Linked DNA regions of Homo sapiens: regions 1, 3, 4 and 5 are each linked to region 2. A link is a loop called in an ENCODE intact Hi-C map of the cell type or tissue named here. Cell type or tissue: heart left ventricle. All regions are shown on one strand. Region 1 overlaps KIAA0040. Region 2 holds the start of LOC124904458 (a long non-coding RNA gene). Region 3 overlaps TNR (tenascin R). Region 4 overlaps TNR (tenascin R). Region 5 holds the start of TNR (tenascin R).

The links. Hi-C counts contacts between places; a loop is a spot of excess contacts. Peaks named below come from ENCODE experiments on the same cell type or tissue, not always from the same donor. Only the 100,000 strongest peaks of a DNase experiment are listed, where the experiment ranks them.
Region 1: it touches region 2 in a loop (6-fold over the local background); 21 of 110 quality-filtered maps call a loop at or near these places.
Region 3: it touches region 2 in a loop (2.4-fold over the local background); 50 of 110 quality-filtered maps call a loop at or near these places.
Region 4: it touches region 2 in a loop (7-fold over the local background); 52 of 110 quality-filtered maps call a loop at or near these places.
Region 5: it touches region 2 in a loop (2.4-fold over the local background); 12 of 110 quality-filtered maps call a loop at or near these places.

What each region holds. Positions count from the first base shown.
Region 1 is chr1:175,152,568-175,157,567 of GRCh38, forward strand. KIAA0040 reads right to left here. Exons shown (of 4, transcript NM_014656.3): 4 at 4,419-5,000. Among named protein-coding and RNA genes, the nearest start is that of KIAA0040, 38 kb to the right of the region's middle. RefSeq lists an enhancer at 1,380-1,879. In heart left ventricle, CTCF peaks have their summits at 2,482 (motif pointing right) and 2,687; a DNase peak (open chromatin) is centred at 2,494.
Region 2 is chr1:175,886,015-175,891,014 of GRCh38, forward strand. LOC124904458 (a long non-coding RNA gene) reads right to left here and starts at 722. Exons shown (of 2, transcript XR_007066743.1): 1 at 1-722. In heart left ventricle, CTCF peaks have their summits at 2,119 and 2,321; DNase peaks (open chromatin) are centred at 1,637 and 2,107.
Region 3 is chr1:175,472,006-175,477,005 of GRCh38, forward strand. The region is part of intron 2 of TNR (tenascin R); the gene reads right to left. Among named protein-coding and RNA genes, the nearest start is that of TNR, 270 kb to the right of the region's middle. In heart left ventricle, no CTCF peak of the experiment used is centred here; no DNase peak of the experiment used is centred here.
Region 4 is chr1:175,478,456-175,483,455 of GRCh38, forward strand. All of the region lies in intron 2 of TNR (tenascin R), which reads right to left. Among named protein-coding and RNA genes, the nearest start is that of TNR, 260 kb to the right of the region's middle. In heart left ventricle, a CTCF peak has its summit at 2,855; no DNase peak of the experiment used is centred here; H3K27me3 peaks cover 852 bases.
Region 5 is chr1:175,741,063-175,746,062 of GRCh38, forward strand. It overlaps TNR (tenascin R), which reads right to left and starts at 2,533. Exons shown (of 23, transcript NM_003285.3): 1 at 2,164-2,533. In heart left ventricle, a CTCF peak has its summit at 2,724 (motif pointing left); no DNase peak of the experiment used is centred here.

The sequences.
Region 1 (5,000 bases), 730 kb before region 2:
CTAATTTGCAAATGAATTCACTTCTCCAATTCCTTCTGTCAGTTGGCTGTTTCTGTGGGTGAAATTATTTGAGTTCCAATTATAATGTTATATAAAGAAGGTAGGTTCTCAGGTTAGCCCATAAAACTCTGTTTACTCTACAATATAGATGAGTTGCAGTGTATGTATAATGAAAAATAGGAAACAACAGTATTGCGGTACTGTAATTTAAATAAAAGAAAGAAACAAAATGGAATGGAAACAGTTCTTTATTTTGGTAAGTGAAGAAAATTAGGTTGAATTAGAGAAGGAGAAGGAGGCAGATGAGGCTTGCTGTGGGACATATAAAGGAGGCATTTGGGCACTTTAAAGGCTTATGGGAAGACCCTTGATTGTGTTCTGTAAGTTTCCAACTCAAGGGAGGGGCGTCTACAAGTTCAACAGTCTTTGAGGAGCCAAGATCAGATTGGCCTGGATCTCGATGCCTGGTGTGCAGAAGGAACACTGGGGTAGGAGTCTGAAGACTTGGGTTTCTATTCCAGTTTTGGGTAAACTGGCTTACCTTCTCTGGGCCTCATTTTCTTCATTTATAAAGTGAGAATCAAGTGAAATAATGAAAGTGGTTTTTATGTACGAAGGCACTCTGGAATGGTAAAATAGTGGGCTTGGATCTTCAGTCTTCATATTTTCATTTAAAACTTTTTCTTTTTTTCTTTTTTTTCTTTTGATAGAGATGTCTCTTTAGCAGCTCTAAAACATATTTGCTATGAATAGCCACCAACAGGATTATTATGGGTTGCAAATGGAAGAAAGAGAAAGGGAAGAGTAAAAGAGAAAGGGAAGAGTAAAAGAGAAAGGTTCATAAAGGTTAGTGAGAATCTGTATACACTGCAGAAACAGTTTCCTCTGGAGATGACATTGACTGAGTCTGTAGTGGAAGTCAGGAGCAGAGGAAGCGTGGAGTGCGCACTAGCTCTCTATGGAAGACGGGAGCAGGGGACGCGTGGAGCGTGCACTAGTCCTCCATGGAAGTCAGGAGCAGAGAATGCCTGGAATGCGCACTATCCTTCCATAGAAGACAGGAGCAGAGGACGCCGGAGTGCGCACTAGCCCTCCGTGGAAGACGGGAGCAGAGGACATCGGAGTGCGCACTAGCAGTCCATGGAAGTCAGGAGCAGAGAATGCCTGGAGGGCGCACTAGCCCTCCATAGAAGACAGGAGCAGAGGACGTCGAAGTGCGCACTAGCCCTCCATGGAAGACGGGAGCAGAGGACGGTGGAGTGCGCACCAGTCCTCCGTGGTAGACAGGAGCAGAGAATGCCTGGAGTGTGTACTAGCCCTCCATGGTAGATGGGAGGAGAGAATGCCAGGAGTGTGCACTAGCCCTCCATAGAAGATGGGAGCAGAGGACGCGTGGAGTGCGCACTAGCCCTCCTTGGAAGTCGGGAGCAGAGGACGCCGCAGTGCGCACTAGCCCTCCATGGAAGACAGGCGCAGAGGACGCCGGAGTGCGCACTAGCCCTTCATGGAAGACGGGAGCAGAGGATGCGTGGAGTGCGCACCAGCCCTCCATGGAAGTCAGGAGCAAAGGATGTGTGGAGTGCGTACTAGCCCTCCATGGCAGCATTTCCCAAATGGTGGCCCCTGAATCTTTGTTCCTCCAGATGTGCTAAAAGAAAAAGAGGCTTGTGGTTAAATAAATTTGGGAAAATTTTAAGGGGAGTTAAACCAAATTCTTTATTACAGCACCTGCTAGAAACTTTAATGTGATAAATGCGTTGCAGATCCCAAGGGGGTGAAGTGGGAAAGTTATACTATGCAGTGTTTGCAAACTTATTTGACCGTACACAGTTCTTTTGTTGTTTTGATAGTATTTCTCAAGGTGTGGTTCAGGGACCACCTGCATTGACCTGGTGTTTATTAGAGCAGGTTGTCTGGCATCACCCTAGACTTAATAATCAGCCAGAAGGGCAGGGAGAGACAGGGAATTTGCATTTTTAAGAAACACCTCAGTGTTTATTTCCCCCAATCAACACATTTATTTAGCATATAGTATGTGCCAGGCTCCATGCTAGGTGTTGAAGATATACTAGTGAATAAGACAGTTCTAATTCTAATCTCATAAAGCTAATTCTAATGGGGGTCAAAATAGGGGTGGGGTGCTGGGAATAGAAGCAACACACAATTGCAATGTGGTCTAGTCTTACTGCAATGGGCAAGACTTGTGTGGTTAGGGAAGCTTTACTGTAGTGAGGCTATATATAGAACACTTCACCAAAATATGTTTGTAACAACAGTTGAGACCTATGATTTATGGAAATCCCCCATATGTCACATGAGCACGGCATTCCGGACCCTGACAGATTTGTGAATTTCACATAAAACCCGGTGACTCTTTTGCACATTTAATTTGAGAACAGGTGAACTAGCTAGATGGATGTTCTCCAGGAAACACTTCTAAGGTGAAAAAGATGTTGACTCACGCTTTCTCCTGATCTGGCCACCAGGTGGCACTGACAAGCTGGGGCGACTTCGTTGTGGGCAGAGGCGGGACAGATAATTAGGCAGCCTTGCCTAATCTGCAAATCTGCAGACCTTAATCCATGGAGTATTGGTAATCCTGTAGATAGTGCAGTATGTGGTGAAATTAGGGAACACATCACACCATGGGGAATAGAAAATGCTAATTATTTTCAATCCCTATCTCATTCGATTTGCCTGCATCATTTGACTCTATGGACCATCACTTTCTTCTTGGAAATTTCTTTTCCTTTGGTTCCTAGGACACAGCTCTCTCACGGTTTTCCTTCAACCCTTAATAATAATAAGTAACATTTATTGGGCACTTAATATAAGCCACGTCCTGTGCTAAATGCTTTGTACACACGATCATTTAATGCTCCCTATGAGGTAGCTACTCTCATTAGCTTTATTTAGCAGGTAAGTCTTACAGAGAGATTAAGCCATGGGTCCAAATTACATAACTAGTGAGAGTCGGAGTTAGCATCAGGGTTGGGACAACCCTAGTCATGAGTCCTAGCTCACTGCACTTATGGCTTCCAGAGAGCCCTGATGGTTTCTGAATCGTCCCCATCATCCTGTCTGCCTGCATCACTACTCCAGGGTGCACTTGCCTTTGTAGACTGTGCAGCTGGGGCCCTCCTTTCTCAGTTTCTTCCTGTGCAAGTCTCTAGACACCTCCTAGGCGATCTCCCCCGGCCTGTCCTGAAGCCAGCCTGGGAGCTTCCCTCTAAGGAAGCAATGGCCACACTGTCTTGTCATGGTTTGCTTGTCTGTGCCCCCCTACCAGGTTCTGAGCCCCTCTAGGACAACTTAGTATCACTGGCACCTAGCGTGCTTGGCATATAGTAAACAGTCAGAAATGTTAATGGGATGAACAGCCTCAAAAGAGGGCTGGAGGTACACAGTCACAGCCATTCCTGAAGAAATATAGTGTGACATTGCCCACACAGGTGTTTGAAAACAACCCTTTGAGTCTAAGACAGAAAGCGGGTTGAAGGGATTTTTTTCCAGTCCAGTAAACCTGTGACTTTGAATTGGGAAATACTACTAAGGTCAACGGGCAAGGGGCCAGTGCAGAGTGCTGTGATAAACTGAGAATGCTAAGGACGTGATGGCATTCATTGTCCAAATCCATATTATACCCCAAGGCCAGGATGGAGCCGGGGCAGGTGCGGCTGCAGGCATTGAGCACTGGCATCCCCTCAGGGGTGCAGCAGCTGCTCCCCTCCCAGATGGTTTCTGAGCATCAGTTCCTCCTCTGCACCAGAATGTTTAGCAATGTCCTGGGTGGATGAACAAGGAGCTGAATGAAGAGTCTCTGTTCTCTGGTTGTCATGAGTGTGTGGTGATGGGGAAGGGAGCCCAGGAATGAACTCATCTGAACTACAGACATAACCTGCCTTGGGCGAGATAAGGCAAAGAGTCCACCTGTGCTCTAGGCCTTCCTTCTTAAGCCCTCCTTGAAATCCAGTCAGCATGGCTGTTTTTCCCAGGTGTCTGACCCTGCCCCCAAGATCATAGACCTATGCTGTCCAGGATGGCAGCCGCTAGCCACGTGTAGCTACTGAGCACTTGAATCGTGGCTGGCATGGCCAAGCGCAGTTGCCCATGCCTATAATCCCAGCACTTTGGGAAGCTGGCGGGTCACTTGAGGCCAGGAGTTCAAGACCAGCCTGGCCAGTATGGTGAAACCCCATCTTTACTAAAATATAAAAAAAATTAGCTGGGCATGGTGGCACATGCCTGTCATCCCAGCTACTCAGGTGGCTGAAGCATGAGAATTACTTGAACTCGGGAGGTGTAAGTTGCAGTGAGCCAAGATCATACCACTGTATTCCAGCCTGGATGACAGAGCAAGACTCCATCTCAAAAAAAAAAAAAAAAAAAAAAGAAAAAAGAAATATGGCAGACATAGCTGAGCTAGTATACCTTTAATTTTATTTCATTGCAATGAATTTAAATAGTCACATGTGGCTATTGGTACCATATTGAACCATATTGAACAGTGTACACACACTTACACACACACATACACACAGTTTTTGCCCTAGTGGCTACTATAGAGGTTTTTGATCCCTCCTTTCCCAACAAACACTGGATTTAACTCAAAGGTCCATTCTTCCTTAGGTTTTTGCTATTTCCCCCCTTTTCCTTTAAGAAGCCATTGATGGACCTCATTGATGGAAAGTTCTGTAAGTGTTGCCAAGGAACATCAGTATATTTTTCCTGTAGCTGGCACCTTTGAGGGAGTCTGGTCTCCAAGGCCATCTGTTTTGCAAGCAAGGGTGAGACAGCCACATTCCTCATCCTCAGACCTATGACTCTACCATGGCGAAGGCGGTGACCAGGGAGGGCTGGGACATTTGTGTCACAGAAAGAGTCCCTGCATTGATCATTTCTGAGTGATGTCTGAGTGGGGGTAATACCTAATGTTAAGAGAGTAACCATCTGACTACATCAAGACTTTTCATTTTCAAAGTATTTTATTTAAATAAATT
Region 2 (5,000 bases):
GAAGGTACAGATGGGAGATGGTTTGACCCTGGTGCCAGGACCTCACAGGAGCTGAACTGCAGACAGACCTGCCTACCACAGGCATCTCCCCGATGACCCCTTTCTCCTCTTGGCCTTCCATCTGCTCTCTGACACTATGTGACCTGAGTTCTAATCCCCCACCTTTCTCTGGCCTAGTGGCCTCCTGTGCCTATGCATCAATTGCTCAGTCTGCACAGTGGGTTGAGAGGGCATGTTTTTCAACCAACATAAGAGAGAAAAAGCCTATCACTAGGCCTGGGTTGGAGAAATACAAAATCAGTAAGGTTTGCTACAACTCCATTACATTAAGGCTTATTTTGCAGGGGCTCAAATACACGTGAGACGGATTACATTTCTTGAAATGTAAGAGAGCGACATAAGCAGAAACTTAGCAGTGCCCCAGACCTGAGCCTGAATCCCTCTCTGTCCTGTAAATGCTGTGTAATCTTGGATAACTTGCTTAACTTTTCTGAGCCTGAGTTTTCTCATCTGTAATGTGGACTGGTGTATGGATATCTCATAGAGTTGCTTTCAGAATTGCCTGGGATAAGTCGCACCAAATGCCCAATCTAAGACTGGCCCATGATAGCTCCATAAATGGTAGTGGTGATTAGCAAAGAGCGGTCTAACAGATAACAGCTAAAATAGCTCTTCTGTTTTGCAGCCCCCTATGGACAGTGCCATAAAGCAAGTGTTAGCCTATCTATGCCCCAAATGACAGGGATACTGTATGGTTATATCTAGTGCAAGGGCTAGAAGATAAAACAAAATGATGGACAAGCATGCCAGGCCCATGGGGACAGGATCAGCTCATGGAGAGGAACAATGGCATGTTAGGGTGCCTGCAGCATGCTGGTGGAAGACAGAGACTTGAACCCAGGCCACAGGATGTGGTACTATGCAGCCATTATAATGGAATTAGGAAGACTATGCAGAGATGTGGGGAAATAGTATTTTATGAAAATGGCAGAATATGAAACGGTATACATACCCTAGTAGCAACTGAATAAATATGTTAAGGTAAATTGTTTTTTTTTTCGAGACAGAGTCTAACTCTATCTCCCAGGCTGGAGTGCAGGGGTACCATCTCGGCTCACTACAACCTCTGTCTCCTGGGTTCAAGTGATTCTCGTGGCTCAGCCTCCCAAGTGGCTGGGATTACAGGCACACACCACCACACCCAGCTAATTTTTGTATTTTTAGTAGAATAGAGATGAGACTCCCTGTGTTAGTCAGGCTGGTCTCCAACTCCTGGCCTCAGGTGATCCACCCACCTTGGCCTCCCAAAGTGCTGGGTTTACAGGCATAAGCCACCATGCCAGGTCAATTTTTTTAAAGAAAAGTAACAACAGTTGTGGAATTGGGCTAGTGTGACAGTGGGGAGAGGACTATTCTGTGCTTAACTTTCCCTTTAGTATGATTAGCTCTTAGACCTACATAGGTCCCCCACGAAAGGCAGCAGCTTCCCAGGGAGAAAGGGGGCTCTGTGCCTCTTCTCCCCATCAGACGTCTTGGAGGTTAAGGCTCCAGCGTGGCTGTGTATTTACAGAGGCGTCAACAGACACGTCCAGCGAACAAGCACAGGGTGGGCCGTCCGGGAGCCTTGTGCCGCCAGGAGGAAAGCCGCACCGAGGGCAGCAGGTAGGGAGAGGTGATCCGTGCTGGGCCCGGCAGGGGAGAGATGCTGGCGAAGGCAGGCACAGCACAGCACTGCGGGAGGATGTGGGTCAGAGGACAGCAGCGGGAGGCGAGCCTTTGGCTCAGTGGAAGAAAGAACTGTCAGGCATTCTGAACAATCGACAACAAGGAGAGTTCCAACTGAGGCTGGATGAGCTGTGGTCAGGGGCTGGGCCTGAGGAGGCGACGGAGGATGCCGGAAATGGGTAGAAGGTAAGCCAGGATCAGTGGTTCCCAAACCTGACTGCCCATCACAATCGACTGGAGGTGCTTGTGAAAATACAGATTCCTAGGGCTCTGCCCCAGACCCACTGAACCTCCAGCACTGGTACCAGAATCTGCCTGTTTGGGAACCTCTTGGGGATTCTCCGGAGGCCGACGACTGGGCTAGCCCTGGGAAGCGCAGGCTGACACTGCCCCTAGTGGCCTTTGGAGATACTGTGCTAGACTCAGAGCCTTTATGAGGAGCCGGGGAGGCTGTGCAGGCACCGGGCAGCTTGGGGCACAGGGCTCGGACTTAGCGCTCGCACGTGAAGCCCCTGCCACTCTCTCCCAGCTCCCTCCTCCCCCAGGGAGGCTCTGATGGCTGCCAAGAGGTAAATCGAGCAGAACCCCTCCCCGCCACTCCCTAAGGAGCAGTCCGATGCCTGCGCATCCTCCTGCCTCGGAGGGGCCTGAGCGGGTCAGGCTGGAGCACATTGGAGTCCAACGAACAAATCTCCATAATGAAGGTGTACAAGGAGTCCAGATTTCAGTGACAAACCAAATATCACATTTCTTTTTTTTTTTCTTTAAATTGACTCAAATACAAGTATGAGTCTTCATCCCCTCCAGCTTGAGAGAAATTTACCCTCAGTCACCATAAAATCTCTCACCCCAGATCTAATGCAAGCCCAGGCTTCAAAGAAGACCTCCTGGTGGTTCTGAAGTTAAACTCTCCGCCCCTCAACTTCTCACGGGGAAACAGAAGCGGCTACTCTAAGCATGGATGAATACCTGTAAGGCGTTTACCACAGTGCCAGGCACAAAGCACTCAATTACCGTTGCTGTTGATCTGTCTATACTGTCTGCTATTGAGACACCCGTTATCCTGCCCACGATGTCCTTCCAGGCCCACACAACTCCTAGGGCCTGGAACCTTCAGAAAGTAGCCAGAAGTCTCCTCTAAGCTCTTGCTTCTCCCCAATTTGCTTTCACCAGATAGTTCCCAGATCCTCACTCTCTCTCAACCCATTATGGGGAAACATCACTCTTTCCGTCTATCTCTCTCTTTCTCATTACCCTCAATGGCATTTGGCATAAGCTCTTCAATGTGTTTAGTTCTGCACCAAGGCATGGAGAACAGCTGCCTTTGAGCAACTTCCAAGGCTGCCAGACTGAAATGGGAGATGGAGAAAATATAGGGAGAATCAATGCCTGTTTCAGTGAATGGAGCTGGGATTCAAATCCAGGCATCCTGACTGCAGAGCCCTGAGTGTCCCCACCTACACACACCCTGTGTAACTCACAGAGCCTGCCAATGTGGGAAGGGCTGCTGGCACTGAGTATGGCCCCTCCCAGGCCTACTCCACTTTAATGGAGGCTCCAGTGGACAAATTCCTTAGCTCTGAGGAATGGCTCTCTCATGGTAAAGTCTGCAGACCTCGGGGAAGCGTGGCTAACAAATGTTGAGGAATGGAGCCTCTTGATGTCCCTCCAATCACACTCCGCAGGCTTCAGACCCACTATAACCCCATTCATTCCTTCATTCATTCAATCAGTCAAGTCAATACGATTTCTTCTCAGTGCCTGCTGGAGCCATGCAATGCTGCACAGACACCTTGAAGAGCCCTGGCAAAGTCTGAAGTCACAGAAGGCATGACTTAGAGGCTCCAGGATGGGCCAATGGGCCACTGAGGGTAGCGAGACTTAAAGGCATGATTTAGAGGCTCCAGGATGGGTCATTGGTTTTAATCCCTGGCTCCTGTCTTCCCCTTCACTTTGGCAGGCTGTAGGCTACCAGATCAGAAGGCAATGCCTTGAAGAAACCCTCCCAGCAGGGTTGCCAGAGTAAATATAGAACACCTGGTTAAATTTGAATTTCAGTGATAAATTTTTCAAGTTTATATCCCAAATACTGTACTGAATGGGAAATATCTATACCAAAGAAAGTATCTGCTATTTATCTGAAATTAAAATGTAACTGGGCTCCCTGTAGTTTTCTTTGCTACACCTGTCAACCTTACCTCCCTGGGGCATCCAGTCCTAATCTATGTTTCCCAGGAAGCCACCCAGGCTGCATTTTCCAAATTCTGTAGAGAGTGTTTACACATGTACAGCAGTGGCTGTGGCTCAGAGAGGATAACAAATGCTCCAAACCACAGAGGGCTTGTGCACAGAGTACAATCACAGCTAACACCTGGTACTTTCCAGGTCTTCAGATGGGCCAGGCGCTGACCTGTTTTACCCATATTCATTCATTTAATGTTTGCAATAACCCCATAAGGTCAATGCTATTACCATCCCCGCTTCAGAGATAAGGGACCCAAGGCATAGAGAATTAAGATCACACAGCTAGGCCGGGCACGGTGGCTCATGCCTGTAATCTCAATACTTTGGGAGGCTGAGGCGGGCAGATCACGAGTTCAGGAGATCAAGACCACCCTGGCCAACATGGTGAAACCCTGTCTTTACTAAAAATACAAAAATTAGCTGGGTATGATGGCGTACCCCTGTAGTCCCAGCTACTCAGGAGATTGAGGCAGGAGAATCACTTGAACCCGGGAGGTGGAGGGTGCAGTGAGCCAACATCAAGCCACTGAACTCCAGCCTGGTGACAGAGCAAGACTCAGTCTAAAAAAAAAAAAAAAGAAAAAAAAAATCACACAGCTAAAAAGGGCAAAGCCAGGCAGATCTGGGACATGAAGGCCACTCCTTAGCTTGCATACAGCCTTTATTTGTTTATTTATTTATTTATTTTGAGATGGAGTCTTGCTCTGTCGCCCAGGCTGGAGTGCAGTGGCACGATCTCAGCTCACAGCAAGCTCCGCCTCCTGGGTTCACGCCATTCTCCTGCCTCAGCCTCCCGAGTAGCTGGCACTACAGGCGCCCGCCACCATGCCTGGCTAATTTTTTTGTAGGTTTAGTAGAGACAGGGTTTCACCGTGTTAGACAGGATGGTCTCGATCTCCTGACCTTGTGATCCGCCCGCCTCGGCCTCCCAAAGTGCTGGTATTATAGGCGTGAGCCACTGCGCCCGGCCGCATACAGCCTTTATTTTTTTTAATAAGAACAGGCCTTGGACCTCCACTGAGGAGAAGATG
Region 3 (5,000 bases), 410 kb before region 2:
CACATGCCTGCAGTACTAGCTACTCAGGAGGCTGAGGCAGGAGGATCACTTGAGCACAGGAGTTCCAGGCTGCAGTGAGCTGTGATCCTGCCACTGCAATCCAGCCTGGATGATGGAGCAAGACCCTGTCTCTACAAAACAAGCAAACAAAGGCATGAACACACAGATTAGCCTATGTCTATACAGGGTCAGGATCATCAATATCACTGTCTTCCACCTGGACGTCTTGTCTCGCTGGAAGGTCTTCAGGAGCAATAACATGTGTGGAGTTGTCAACCCCTGTGATAACAATGCCTTCTAGAATCCTCCTGAAGGACCGGCCTGAGGCTGTTCTACATTAACTTTAAAAAAAATAAGCAGAAGGAGTACACTCTAAAATGACTATAAAAAGTGTAGCATAGTAAATATATAAAATAGTAACATAGCTATTTATTTCATTATCAGTTACATATTGTACATAATTGCATGTGTTAGACTTTTTTATGACTTGCAGTGTGGTAGGTTTGTTTACACCAGCATCACTACAAACACGTGAGTAATGCATTGGGCTACAACATCATGACAGCTACTACGTCACTAGAGGATAGGAATTTTTCAGTTCTCTTATAATCGTATGGGACCACTGTCATATATGCAGCCCATTGTTGACCAAATCGTGGTTACACAGCACATGACTAATTTGTGCTGTATGAATATTTACAAAGATTGGAGGAGCTGTTAAGTCAGGAAGGGATGACATCTCGGAGGAAGGAGGGTATGTAGTCATCTGGGTTCCATTTGGGTCCTTGATTCTCTAATCTGTAACATCTACTATCCCTGGCTGGGCTTGTGATGAATCAGGCCTCACACCTGCCCTTCCAGACCAGCAGTGAGCCACTGTCTGTCTCATAGCCCATCTTTGTGCCTGATAAGCAGGGGTATCTAGCTTTGGGAGATGACACTGAGTTAGAAGTTAAGATGGGGTCTAAGAATAGAAGGCTTTGGAGCAGAGGTATTGAATGTAGTAGTGATGAAAGAGGTGGCTGCTTTAAAATAAGAGGTGGTCCAGGAAGAAATGGCTCTGGCAGGATTAGCCCTTAGCATTTAAGCCCCACTTGCTCCTTTTGAATTGTTATATTTCAGCAGACAAAGATCCTAGTGAGGATTGTCTAACTGATGTCTGAAGACAAGCTGAGACTCCATCTTAGGCAGTAGCAAACCCCAGGCACAAGATCTCTTCATACAGCTTCTTTCCCCAGCTGCCAAATGCATTTTCCTCTTGTTTTCATTAAGCTTCTGGTTTCTGTTCCTGTCAATATCATCACATCAAATGCATGCACACACATGCTCATCACCAGCAGCCCCCCAGAGATGCTCTCGGACATCATCTTGAATTTTAAAAACCAGTATTGCCCCCTTGATGAAGAAACACCAGGGGAGAGATGTTGTTTAGGACATGCTTCAGGCTGAATTGTTGTTCCTAAGAAATGGAGCAACTCAGGTCCTCTCTTAGGGAATGGAAGCTCTAGGATGGGAAAAATGACCCAATGCACTGGCAGTGACTTCTCAGCCATGTAGGAAAGCCGGTGAAGTGGGCAGAGAAGATGGCCAAGGCCCAAATGTCTACAGAGCCTTGGACATGGGATTTGGGTGGCTCCTGCCCCTTGTCTGATTCTGCCCGCTAGACCCTACTGGGTAGCCATAGTGATGCTGGAGGGATAAGGCTGAAGCACTTTGTCTTTGATTCTTGCTTCCCTTTTATGTGGGAGCAGCTAACAGAGTGTGAAAGTGCACTCTTTAATGTACAATCTACCCGGAAAGATCAATGGCAGCTTAACATGCATTTCTGTCTAATATTCACTTTGTCAGGTCTTTGTAATAAAAAATGCTGGTTTTAATGAAGTGCATTAAAATGAGGAGATTCATGGCCGCCTGTATGCTTTTATCACCATTGCCTCCCCTTGAGCTGTCAGTGCACAAGCCGTTCTGTGGAAGCAAGGCAGAGGGGTATCATTTTAGGAATCATACACACACACAAATTCTCCATTTTTGCAAAGATCCATGTTACTGGCGGATATATTTCGATTTAATACATGTTATTTCTATAATATGAGATCTTCCCAGAGATGTGTCTTTGGGAGGAAGTTGCATTTAGGAGCCAGGTAAGTGGACACAATGGGGAGAAGACACCAGTTATGGGCTAAATTGTGTCCTACCAAATTCCTAGGTTGAAGTCCTAACTCTCAGAACCTCAGAATTTGACCATATTTACAGATAAGGCCTTTAAAGAGATGACTAAGTTCAAATGAGGCCATTAGGGTGGGCCCTAATCCAATGACTTGTGTTCTTCTAAGAGGAGATCAGGGCATCCAGAGGCACCAGGGGTGCATGTGCACAGTGAGCCAGCCATGTGAAGAGACCACAAACCAAGCAGAGAGGCCTCAGAGAGGGCTAACCCTGCCGGCCCCTGATGTTGGACTTCCAACCTCCAGAACAGGGAGAAAAGACATTTCTGTTGTTTAAGCCACCTAAGCTGTGGCAATTTGTTATGGCAGCCTGAGCAAACTAGCACAAGATCTCAAGCTTGAGATTGGAGCAGTGGGCTCTGAGCTCATTCTTAGGGAGAAGAAAGTGATCCAAGGGCATGAGAGGGCATCCGTAGCCATGTGTGCCCTGGAGTGAGGTCAATGGGGACATCTGGAAACTTCTTGAAAATAGAGTGCTTTTAATGTTGCCGCTGGTAAGAGGGAACATGCTGCATGAGGAGGCTGTGCTTATAACTATGGGTAAAATGTTTGCATAGGTAGGAAGGTGCTCAGTTTGTATTTGTTGAATGTTACCAAATGAATTGAAAGACAGCATAGCCTAGCTGTCAGAAGCACAGACACTGGAACCTATGCTCTAACACATACCAGCTAGGTGACCTCTCTGACTTCATCAACTGTTGTGAAGATTAAATTGGTGAATATTTTTTAGTGCTTAGAATAATGCCAGGCATAGAGAGAATGTTCTCTAAATGTTTGTTAAGGGCAGAAGTGGCTTGGACTCAAGAAGAGGAAGTCTATAGCAACAGCTGCTCATATAATCCCAGAGGCCCCCTGGATGTCCAGTGAGCTCTTTATCACCCAAGTCACCAAGTCCTTCCCACCACCACCATGTCCCCTGACTCCTCCCTTCCCTCTATTTCCTGGCACTGCTTCCCTGTGGGTTCTCATCAACTCATGTAGACTCTTCTCCATATCTTTCATCTGGTCTCCTTGCTCCTAGCGTCATCTCCCCATTCTCTTACACCTTTCTGCCAAAGTAAATTTAGGGATGATGGCACCTTTCTGCTTATGATCTCTATCATCAAAGGGCTTGGGGAGGAAGCATGGCAGTGTTGGTGAGTTGGTTATGCCCTTTCATGAGATGACATGTAAGTGTGGTGGACGTGCTGGCTTTTCAGGGGTGACAGGAATACAATCAAGCCCTTTGGCACAAAAGGGTCCTTAAAAACCTGATCTTTTATATACTCCTCTGGCTTTATTTCCTATTGTTTCCCATTACTGGAAATTTCTGCTACACAAATGCAAAATTCTTACAGTTCTAGGATCATGCAGTTCTGGGATGGTGCCACTGTGCCTTTGCACCTGCTGGACCCTGTATCCTGAAATACTCTTTTCCTTCTTTTATTAAACTGGCAAATGTATGTTCATCTTTCAAAATCCAGATTGCTTCCTTCAAGAAGGCAATTACTCTTCAAGTAGAATTAAGAACCCCATGTGTTCCTTTTCCTACCCTGGATGAGGAAAAAAAAAACTCATTCTTACCCAGCTTACTTATTGTCAATACATAAATATAAGAAGGAGAATCCAAGAAATAATGAGCAATTTGAGCAATCTAAGGACTAAAACTGGCATTTCTTCCAGAGTATCTAACTTCCCCTCTAACCTTCAATCGTCCTATAATGAAATGATATTTTAAGGTATAAGCTATCTCTGCAGGATAAGGGGAACATTAAAGCCAATGATGTGAACAAAAAAGAGAGCTGAACAGGAAGAGCAAACGCAGCCCAAATTGGAGAATCAAGGGAATATGATGTTGTCCAGTGGCCACAAATTTATCAACACACCTATGCCTGGTAACCTGCTATCTTGTTCTTGCTCCACTCCACCCTTGGGCATTGAGAATAAGAGGTGAGAGTCCTCAGTGACCATTTAACTGTCTCCCAGAGCCTAGAAGCAGCCTGGTGCTTGCCATGATCACAGGACAAGGTGATCTCAGGAAAACCACAGGCTCTCTGGGCATTGGTTTACACATCTATAAAATGGGCTTTCTAGAGTCTAATTGACAAGATTTCCTAGAGCATAAGTAGGTGATGTATGGCAAAAGTACTTTCCTAGCTCAGAATGCTGCCCAGACTTCCATTTTGCTTTTGGGAGGAACTTCTCTGTAGGTAGTTTTGATGCTCCCCACTCCACTTTCCCATCTGACATCTCATTGAGGTACTACTTTGAGCACCTGATCCACAGTCTTCAGTGTCCTCTTGCTGCTTAGAAACCTCCAAAGGCTAGCCTGAGATTGATGCTCTTTGGGCTTCTCTTCTTTGCAGCTGTCTGAAATAATTCACATTCCACACTTCCTCCCCATCCTCCCAAAGCTACACCTCACAATAAAAAACCTAACAGTCTCTTCAGGGGTGCTGGAAAGTGGAGTAATTTATCTGCTAACTGATTTTTGCAAAAGCATTATCGGGTAATAACACCATTGTATGCAACCACTGTTCTGTAAAGTAATAGAGACATATTACCTGACATATTACCAGAACCCTAAATGGTGACCCTTCGGGAATTTGAACTCTGGAAGCTCAGAATGTGGGTGAGGGCAGCAAACTCATAACTATTGGTCTTTAGAGACCCGTAACAGCACTAGGGAGCATCTATTATCTAGGCCTATGAATAAATTGTAGGATTCTGTAATAGAATTACAGTTCCTTCCTCTAACTATGTTTTAAGGAGAGTATAATGGAGAGACAGGACTTC
Region 4 (5,000 bases), 410 kb before region 2:
CTTCTCTGTCTGATTATGTGCTTTGTAAACATTCAATCACCTTTGAGGTGTGGTTCAAGAGATAGGGCAGAGGCTACCCTGGGGATCATTTCTGTGTCTGTGAATGAATTCTATCCAGCCCAGCCTCCTCTGGGGACACCTAGCCTCCCTACATTAAAAAAAAAAAATCCACTAGCTGCACTTTCCTTCAGACAGCCTCCAGGGCGATGCTGTACGAAAGGAGGGACAATCCATGCCTGGCTCAGTTTCCTGCCACTGAGGAAAAGGAGATCAGGGGACCTTGTTTATATAAAAAGATAATGTGGCTGCCTCCCTGTGGTAAGACCTGCTCTTGTTTTTTCCAGAAATTGTGCTTAAGCTGTCAGCATTCTCTTATTAAATTCTACTTATGATCACTGGCAATTAGGCCAGTGGGGCTCATACTATACAAATGCAGACATTAAAAGGAAATAGGACTTTAGACTATGGTTACAGGCTAGTAAATCCTGGGGCATATGGGTTACATTAGTCTGTGTACTCTTACCATTTACCTTTTCAAAGCCCTTTAAATATATTACCTTATTTCATCTTTACAATAGGTGCTTGACACTATTACCTCCATTTGACAGGTAGAAAAAATTAAGGTTTAGAAGAGTTCAAAAAATTCCTCAAGATTACACACAAGGTAGTGCTGGGATTCAAACCATGGGAAATTTGTTCTCAATCTCTGGCAAGATTTCACCCCATGTTGACTCTCTGGCTCCCTAAATGGTTGCCCAATTGCCCCCTCCTTTGAGATGGGAAAGACACTCTCTCCACTGATGGTCTAACTCTGGTTTCCTTGAGCAATTTGGGACAACTATTTTTCTAGCATTGGGTTAGAATACATTCAGAGGGCCCTCCCAGGGGTTCCCTGACAAGTTTCCCCCCACCAACAATGCGGTATTCCCAGGGAGAGCCTGACTTGCTTCAGTCTCTTCCATCTTCAGATGATTAGGCTGCTCATGTGTGGACTCTCCAAGTGGGTGGGGTAGACTTCACCTTGTTCTCCTCCCTAGGGATTTTAATCCTGGTGACCTATCACCTCAAACTCAGCTCCCTAAATTCTCAAGTTTTCCATGAGCCCCATCAGCAATTTTTGTGCCTAGGTCTCCTGGCTGAACGTGGCAGCCAGAGTTCTGAGGTTTATATTCAGATCGGCCCCACGTACTGCCTTGACGTCAAGCTAAAATAACAGCACTGCTTGGCTACTCACTGATTACTCACTCACAGAGGCAACTGAATCCTCAATCTGATATGTGGGCTTCTGAAGATCTTATCATGTCCCTCTGATATGCTTTGTGGCTAGTAGGTTCCTTCGAAAAACCTCCCAGCTGCTGTGGGTAGCCGCATTTTCCAGTTACTTCTGAGCCAAGCTAATGAGGCATGCTAATTTTGGAAAATGCATAACCATCCACTAATCTACCTCAAATCTCCAGGAATAGAATTCTGGAGAGATTCTAGATAAATACTAAGAAGTAGCTCCTGTCTTCATGTTCCTCAGAAGGTGCAAGGTCAGGTGGTGATACCAGCCAAGTAGGAGAAGGAGCAGAGGGAGGAGAGGCAGGAATGACCACAGGGACTTGTCTGCCCATGTACACTAATGAGGCCTTCCTCCCAGACTCAGAACTGACGGTGACCTAAGGACTCCTCCTACATGTCTCTGGACTGATCCTTGGCTCCATTCTCCAGCTGCATAGTCAGGAGCTTGGATGTGCCCTGAATCCTGTGCTCACTGCAGGACAGCTGCATAAAGTTGAGAAGGCAGCACCAACAAGTGGCTCAGGGAATGTGATGAGCAGAGGGAGGGCTGGACATAGTAAAAAAAAAATGAGGAAGAAAGAAAGAGAGAGAGAGAGAAGGAAGGAAGGAAGGAGAGAGAAAGAAAGAGGGAGAGAGAAAAAAGGAAAGAGAAGAAAGAAAGAAAGAAAAAAGAAAGAAAGAAAAAAGAAAGAAAGAAAGAAAGAAAGAGAAAGAAAGAAAGAAAAGAAAAAAAGAAAAGAAAAGAAAAAGAGGTAGAGGTCGAGTTTGCCCTGCTGTTTCCACAGTCTCATTTATAGCCTATTCCTTCTCTCTGGTCATAATGACTTGACTCATGTTTACTGACTGCTAACATTATGCCCAGCGTCGTGCTAAGTATTTTACATGACATTCATGGCTCAGTTCCCACACGCTATGTGAGGATTTTAGAGGAAAGTTTACAGACGTTAAGAGGCTCACCTGAAATCGGATGCTAGTAAATGAGAGAGGCCAGATTTGAATTCAGAACATATCCTCCAAAGCCACTATTCATACTGCCTTTTTTTCTGACCTCCCTCTTTTCTCCAAGTGCCTAATGGCTTAAATTCCCCCCTGCCTTTTTTAGCTCTTTGAGTCTCATTGTACTACCTCATGTTAGAAGCATATCCTAGATCACTTCTTATCCCTTTTATTAATTAAAACTTACATGGTTCTGTATTTATTCACCCAAAGGTTGCCTTTTTCTGACAGAATAAACTAATTCCTACTAAAGTGTTAATGACTACCAAGGAGTAATCTGTAACTTTGAACTGAAAACCTTCTGCGTTGTCACTGTGGATTAGCATGCTTTAAGACCAAGGAGACATAAATTTGTACATTTCAGGCATTGTCTGGACCAGCGAGAGAGAAAATGTGGGGTTAGGGAAAGGTGATTGGGGCATTCATCCTTGCACCCTGTGAATAGCCTTATCTTATAGTAAATGCTCAATAAATGTTTGCTGAAAAATTACTGATTGATGAATGAGTGAACAAATGAATGAATGAATGTGAATTATCTAGACGAGATTTAAGTATGTGGTAATACTATGTCTGGTCGGTAGAGGCCACTGTTAACATTTTCCAACATCTGTACCTGAAAGGAGAGCCTGGGGTATGGGAAATTCTCAGTCATCCTAAAAGTTGATTTTGGGCGTAAGATTCTGAGATGAGTTCCAGTGTGCTCCCTTCCATCAGTAAGACCCTCGTTGGAGGAATTTTCTGGTACAGACAAGGGATTATCCCCTCTGCTGCTTGGAGAGGACAGGACACTTTCCCAGCCCGTGGATGGCCAATGCAGCTGAGGTGTCCACAACACAGTAGAATGAGACACAGCCTCGGCAGAATAATCAGAGCAGAAACCTGATCAGACTACATGCTTGTGGCTGACTTGGAAAAGAAGGTGGTGGGTGGGCCCATGGAGGGATTGACCATTGGCTAAATGTTGGGTTTTGCTTTTTTGTGTGCCTTTCTGATGGTAGCACTACTAGAAGACAGTATTCCAGGTCATCCTCAAGGTCCAGCCTTACTCTGGTATCCTGAATAGGAACTTGGGAATCTAGATTGACGCAGAACTTTTCTCTAAGAACAAGCACACACGTCTGCCCAGAAAGCACTGTCCTGCTGCCTCCTGCTGGAAGTTGGGAACCATATCTGTTCTGGTTGTCATTCCTCTGTACCAGACCCAACTGAATAGTGTCTAAGGGTTGCCTCTTCTGTGAAGCCCACCTGATGCACTCAGCCTCCACAACCACACCCTGCCTCGTGTTGTCACACTACACACCAACCGTGAGGGGTCAGTTAATTGTCATGTTCTGGAAATGTAAGCTGTGAGTTCAAGAGCAGACACAGTTTTCTTTTATCTTTAGGTATTAGCAACTGGCACAAGAACAAGCACAGAGTCCTTGATAAATGTTTGTTGAATGAAAGAACGAGTGAATGAAGTCCACTAGGCTGCACTGTGGTGATCCAAATCAGCTTCCAAGATGACCGCATTAATCAGACCTATTTAACTGTCATATTATTTATGTCACATGGATACAGGAAAGTGAAAAAAATGAAAACAGCTCTTCCCAGACTTTGCCTTTGTGGCCTGGCTAGGAGACCGGAAGGGATAAAACTTTTCTTGCTGAACATAATGAACCAGAGTTAATTTTATCCATGTTAGTTTTGGGCTCTTGCACACACAACAGGAGACCCTTAATGGCCATCCAAGTTGTATCTTATTAAATTTAAAAAGATAAAATGAATCGCAGGAACCATAAGCTCATATGCTACCACAGGCCAAAGAGGAACATGCTGATTAAAGTTTACTCAGCAAAGAACAGTAACATTCTGTATCCCAGGCATATGAAAACAAATGTACACTGAGAAGACGCCCTAAGAAGGTGAACATCCAGCCTGGCACTTCATAATTATCAATTGAGTATATTAATATGAATGAATTAACTGGCTAGAAACAATCCAATAAATTAAGGCATTAAGACCCCTCTACTCCCTTTGTGATTGATTACAGGAGCCAAACTCACTCAAATTTCTCTAAGTTTCTATAAAATGTGAGGCTTGTACTAAGAGAGCAGAAATTCAAGCCTGTCACCCTCCCTGGGCTTTGTCTGTGCACTAGCACAATCAGGAGTGGTACCAAGACCTCACCCAATGGAAACCTCACCTGGTGGGCGCTCCTGGGGAAGTCTGCCATTCCATTTTGCAGATCAAAGTGTGTCTTGTATGAAATGGGAAGAGGGGTTGAGCAATTCCTCCAAACTGAATTAGGGATTGCCTGCAACTCAACTCACTGGGGACTCATTTCAAGTCAGCTCCCTAAACATTTGTAAAACACTTTGTGTAAGCAAGGAGCTGTGCCAGGCGCCAGTGGTAAACAGATGAATGAACAGGCTCCAGTCCATGCCTTCAAAGGCCCTGTAGCCTACCGGGAAAGACAGTCTAGTCAAGAGATGGTTAAGACATCAGGTGTGGTAACTGCTATGAGAGAGGTGCAGTGAGGGCCTAGGGAAAGGGATGCCTGACCTGCCTGGGCTCAGCAAGAGAGGTTAGTGGAGGAAAGGTTTTCAGGAGCAGAAGGAGAGGACATGGAATCTGGAATGAATCTTAGGGTGAGTTCAAAGTGTATATCAAAGGCACTGTAAGAGCAGGTGGGGCAGGGACAGGAAACATGTCCCAGCAAGGGCTCCTTACCTGTAAAAGAA
Region 5 (5,000 bases), 140 kb before region 2:
TTGAGACTTCTGGCTGATTCTCATTCTTCACCAGAGAGAGGCCATTGCTCCACACTGAGTTCCCTAAAAGGCTTTGGCTGCAAGTCTATCCAATGGGGAGCAATCCATTCCTTCTCTCCTGCACATGAGCATTACTGCATTTCCTAGGTGAGGGAATATTAGCAGGCTAGAAGTTCTATTTCTGCTTTCGCTATCCTCTGGCTTCCCACTTTAAGCGTCTGTGTCTCTCCATTTATAAAATGGGTCCAATAATGTCACTGAGCACTTTTTTTTCAGAGAAAATTTAAGGGCATTAATGAGATAATGACTACTAAGTATGGTGACTTCAGTAATAAACTGTGGTTTTGGACAGGGTCCACTGCAAGGGCATAATTTTTTAAAAATCCTCAGTGATGTGTCATGCAGAAATCTATCCACTCACTTGTTCAAACTGGAAGATTTCAAGGACAGGAGGTTTGGAATGTTAAAATACTGAATGAGTCAGTGTTGGTTTCTGATGCTCTGCATTTGTCTATTTCAGTCTTTCTTCCCTACCCTTACAACCTCTGACTTCACTGTCTTCCTGGATGCATTCTACTTCCTGCCACTCTAGGGAGATGCTAAGATTTCTGGATCCAATGCCAAGCATAGTAAAAAAGAAAAGTGGTGCCATTTCACTCAGAACTGTGTCTCTCACCCAGAAGGCTCCCCAGCCAGAGGCAGAGAGTATTTTCTTCATCTTGGAGAAGGGGCCCATTGTGCTGAATTAAAAATAAGACAAAGAATCACCATTCTAGGGTCCATTTGGGGTTGGAAAGAGTGAAACCACCCCACCTTGCCTATGTATCTCCCCTGTCTCAACACACTTGAAGAAAGTGACCAGAACCATAAACAGTTAGGGGTTAAATCAAGGGAAGACTTGCTCCTACAAGAAGCCACATCTCTTTCAAGTTCCCTGTAGGATGCTGGCTCCACGGAGACTTGAATGATTGAAGGAAATCCTCAACACCACTTGTTGAATGACTCAACCAGGTAGGTGTGGCCAGGACTGAATGGGGCAGGGGCAGGCCTATAGTGTCTCCAAGACAATACCAAAGCAGATGCAGGGAATTGACTGAACATACTTCAGAGAGGCAGAAAGCAGGAGAGACAGAGTAATACCTTGCAAAAAGTAGCAGCAGTGAAGAAAGAAGTAATAATGAGCTCCTGTTTGCAGAGCCTCTCAGTGCTGGAGGAGAACAGAGTACCACTTCAAGCCCTCCTGAGTCTGGGACAAGTCTAATTTTGTTTCTGCTCACCCTAGACATATAGAGACAAACCTTTATTCTTAGTTGTTTTTCACTGCCAAATGCCCCAGAAAACAGGGCAGAACAGACTTTGTCTTCTTTCCAACCACCCATAGCCAAAGATGGCATAAAAGTGGAGGGTACCTCCTGCCTCCTTGCAAATGTAATATAACCCACACCAGCCAGTCTCTGCAAAGCTCAAGACACTAGCACTTTCCTACCACCATGAAGTCAGAAGGGACCTCAACCCCCCAAAGCCGCCCCAGCCTGAGCTTCACCTGTTGCACCTGCCCACTTACCATGGGTTCACACCAGAAGAGAAAGTAAAAGGTCAGGTTGGGCTCTCTCCACAGCAAGAGCCCAGAGAATACTAGGAAACTGACATTTTACAAAGCACCTCTTTAAAGCTCTCTCAGAGGTGCGTAACTTTTAACTCTACCTCCACTCCCAACCCCCCAGGCTTCCTTTGCAACTCTTTCCCACCATGGATGGCTTGTCGGGAGAGAGTTAAAGAAGGTGCACGACTAATTCCCCAAACCATCTCGCTTATCTACAGACAAAAAGAACAGCCTTACATGGAGACACGCAGAAACCACCCGCAATTTAGCTCAGACCTCACCTGTCTTATGCAACAGTACACACACACACACACACACACACACACACACCCGCAAGGCCAGAGTCCAATCCCCCTTTAATTCGGTAAACATAGTTTTGCGCCTTTCTTTTCCCTACGCAGAACCCGACTCTACTGGCAGCAGAGAAATAGATGTAACCCTAGTGCCAAATGCCTTGCAGAACACACAGATACACAGGAACCAAAATGCATCTCATAGCTCTCCTTGGTGCTGAAATCACGTTAGCCAGAAAATCAAAGGAGCGAGTGCTCTGGACTTACCCAGGCTGGGGGTGGGCGGCCGGGGAGCGAGAGGAGCTTCCTGGGAAGAAAATTCTTGCTTGCTCAGGCTGGAGCCAGCTGATGCGCTCACCTAGAGAGCCCTCCTCTTTCCCTTCTCTTCCCTTCCTCCTATTCTGGGAGGAAGAGACAAGGCTCCACGAAAGAAATGAAACCCAAGCTGTCAGGGCTACGGGTGGAAGGAGAATGAGGAGGCAACCAAAATAAGATCAAAAAGTCAGGTGGCTTCACTCCACTAGTGGTAATTCCTTGGGTCAGAGAGGACCCCCTTCTCTCACTCTCCCTGGGTCTGCCCGTCTCCTCTGGGTGTTGAGCCAACAGCCTTAGCACAGTCGGTTCCTGCCTCTGACGTGAAAGAGAGGAGGAAGCCTGGGACTGCTTTGCTGTCTCTCTCTCTCTCTCTCTCTCTCTCTCTCTCTCTCTCTCTCTCTCACGCGCTCTCTCTTTTCCCCTCTTGCTGAAATTTCAGCAGCATGATTTTTTTAAGCCTCCGTTTTTTCCATCCCCCTACAAGCAGCCCCCTAGTGGACAGAAAAGAAAAGCATCCTAAATCCTCTTGAACAGTCCAGATTCAGGCACAGAAATACTCCCCGCACCCAACTCTTGGAGCTGCCTCTGCATAGGCAGGGTCCTGAAGAAGATAGAGGCTTCCCTCTGACCAACCCAGATAAGAAGAGAAAGGGAGAGGATGGAAGCTTTTGCAGATCCTTTGCCCATGATTGAAGGAGAAATCCAGGGTGGAATGGGTTGGGATAGAATGTTTTGGAATAAGGTCAGTTGTGGGGTTCTCAAGTGGTTTGAGGTCCGGGCTCAGCAGAAGGAACCCTCCAAAAAGTCAGCGTCTGCAGCCAGGTGAAGTATGTGTATACGTAGCACAACCCAGGCATGGGAATGCCTAAAGAGGCAGAGGATACAGGGAGCTGGCCCTTCATCCAACTCCACAATATAGCTTTTTTGTAAAGCTAGTAAGAAAAATATCTGAAAAGATATGGCCTGAGATCATCTCAGAAGTAGAGACAGAAGTGACCTTGATGCACATTTATGGAGAACCTTGGCAGAGAAGGGGCATCAAGGGGTCACTGCTCATAGGCTCATAAGGGATATCTAACATTCTCTTTTAAATGTACAGCCACACAGCCTCCCGGAAAGAGTCCTAATACTTACATCTAAAAATCTGAGTCCTGGTTTCAGACTGCCACTTGCTTACTGGACATTTTGCTTCTCTATGGCTCAATTTTACTGTTTGTAAAATGTGGATAATGCTGCCCCCTCCCTACTGAATAGGAATGCTAAGGGACTGGAATGATATAGAAACATAGAACCTCAGGATTGGCAGGGAATTTAAAGGTAATCTTATACAAACACTCTTCTTATATTTGATTCACTCCTGGCAAATAACAATAGCTAACATTTATAGAGTGTTTATACCAGGTGCTAGGCACTGTTATAAGCCCTTACATGTATTAGCTCATTTAAGCCATACAATAACTCTATAATGCAGAGGCTATTATTGCTACTCTATAGACTGGGAACTGAGTAACAGAGGAATGAAATAACTTTCCAAAGATCACACAACTAGTGAGTGTCAGGGATGGTAATGGAACCTGAGCCATCTGACCCTGGAGCTTCCTCATTGAATTACCATGTTCTATAAATGTACACTTCAGGAGTGACATTTGAAGTAAATAGAAGATAGCACCACAGTTATCATTGCTTTTATTTATGACAAAGTGCCTAGATTGTTACAATAAATTTATATGTGGCTGAGTTTTTAAAATAAAATATTTACCACTAGGGGTGCCAAACAAACTGTGGAAATTGCTATTACCGATGAGAATCTCCTAAGAAAATTAATTCTCTTGGTGATTTGGGTAGTTTCACATATACAAAACTGGCTTTAAATCTTATAAAATTGGAAACTATTGGGTTTTAACATCAGTTCAGAAGACACATCACTCAATTTCTGTACCAAAAGCAAATTATTGCCCACTGCCTAACACAGTGCAAGAACGGAGCCAGCAATTTGAAGAGCTGAAACGTTGTAATGCATTCAGGTAATAAACGCTCAGTGAGAAATTGACATTTTCTTCAGAATCTCAGAATTATGAATTCCTTAGCTGAGGTGGCTTACTTTTTCTGGCTTTTTTTTTTTTTTTGGGTGAAAAGTGGATGAAGTAGGACAAAGATGGTAGGTGACAATTAACAAATCATGGTCCCTGTCCTCAACAGAGTTACCAGTTCCTCAAAGGGGGAAAGAAAGAGCAAGACACAAATGATTACAATTCAAGGACTAAGTGCCAAGAATTTGGGCAGTGAGCACATGGAAAACACAACTAACTTGATCTTTGAGGGCTAGGGGAATTCCTAAGGTATGCAGCATCTAAGCTGAGGCCTGAATAATCAGAAGTCTTCCCAGCAAAAAGTGGGTGAGAGAATTAAGCTGAAGGCATAGCATGTGCAAACTCATGGAGGAGGGAAAGGGGAAAGAGCATAGTAGGAAACTTTCAAAGAAAGTATTACCCTTCCACTGACAAATGGGGAATCTGAGGCTCATAAAAGTTAAGTGGCTTGCTCAAGTTCACACATCTAATAAGTATAGAACCCAAATCAAATGCACATCTATTTGACTCTAAAGTCATCCCCTTTGTGAAGCATGATGATATCTTCTCTCATCACTTAGAAGTGCCCACACCATTTAATAGAGTGTTTCAATAACATAGAAGCTAACATAACCGAGTGAGGGTGTAGCATCTACCAGGAAGCTGGAAGTATGATCTGTTACTATTAGATGAGAAACCCATAAAAAAGGCACTAGTCAG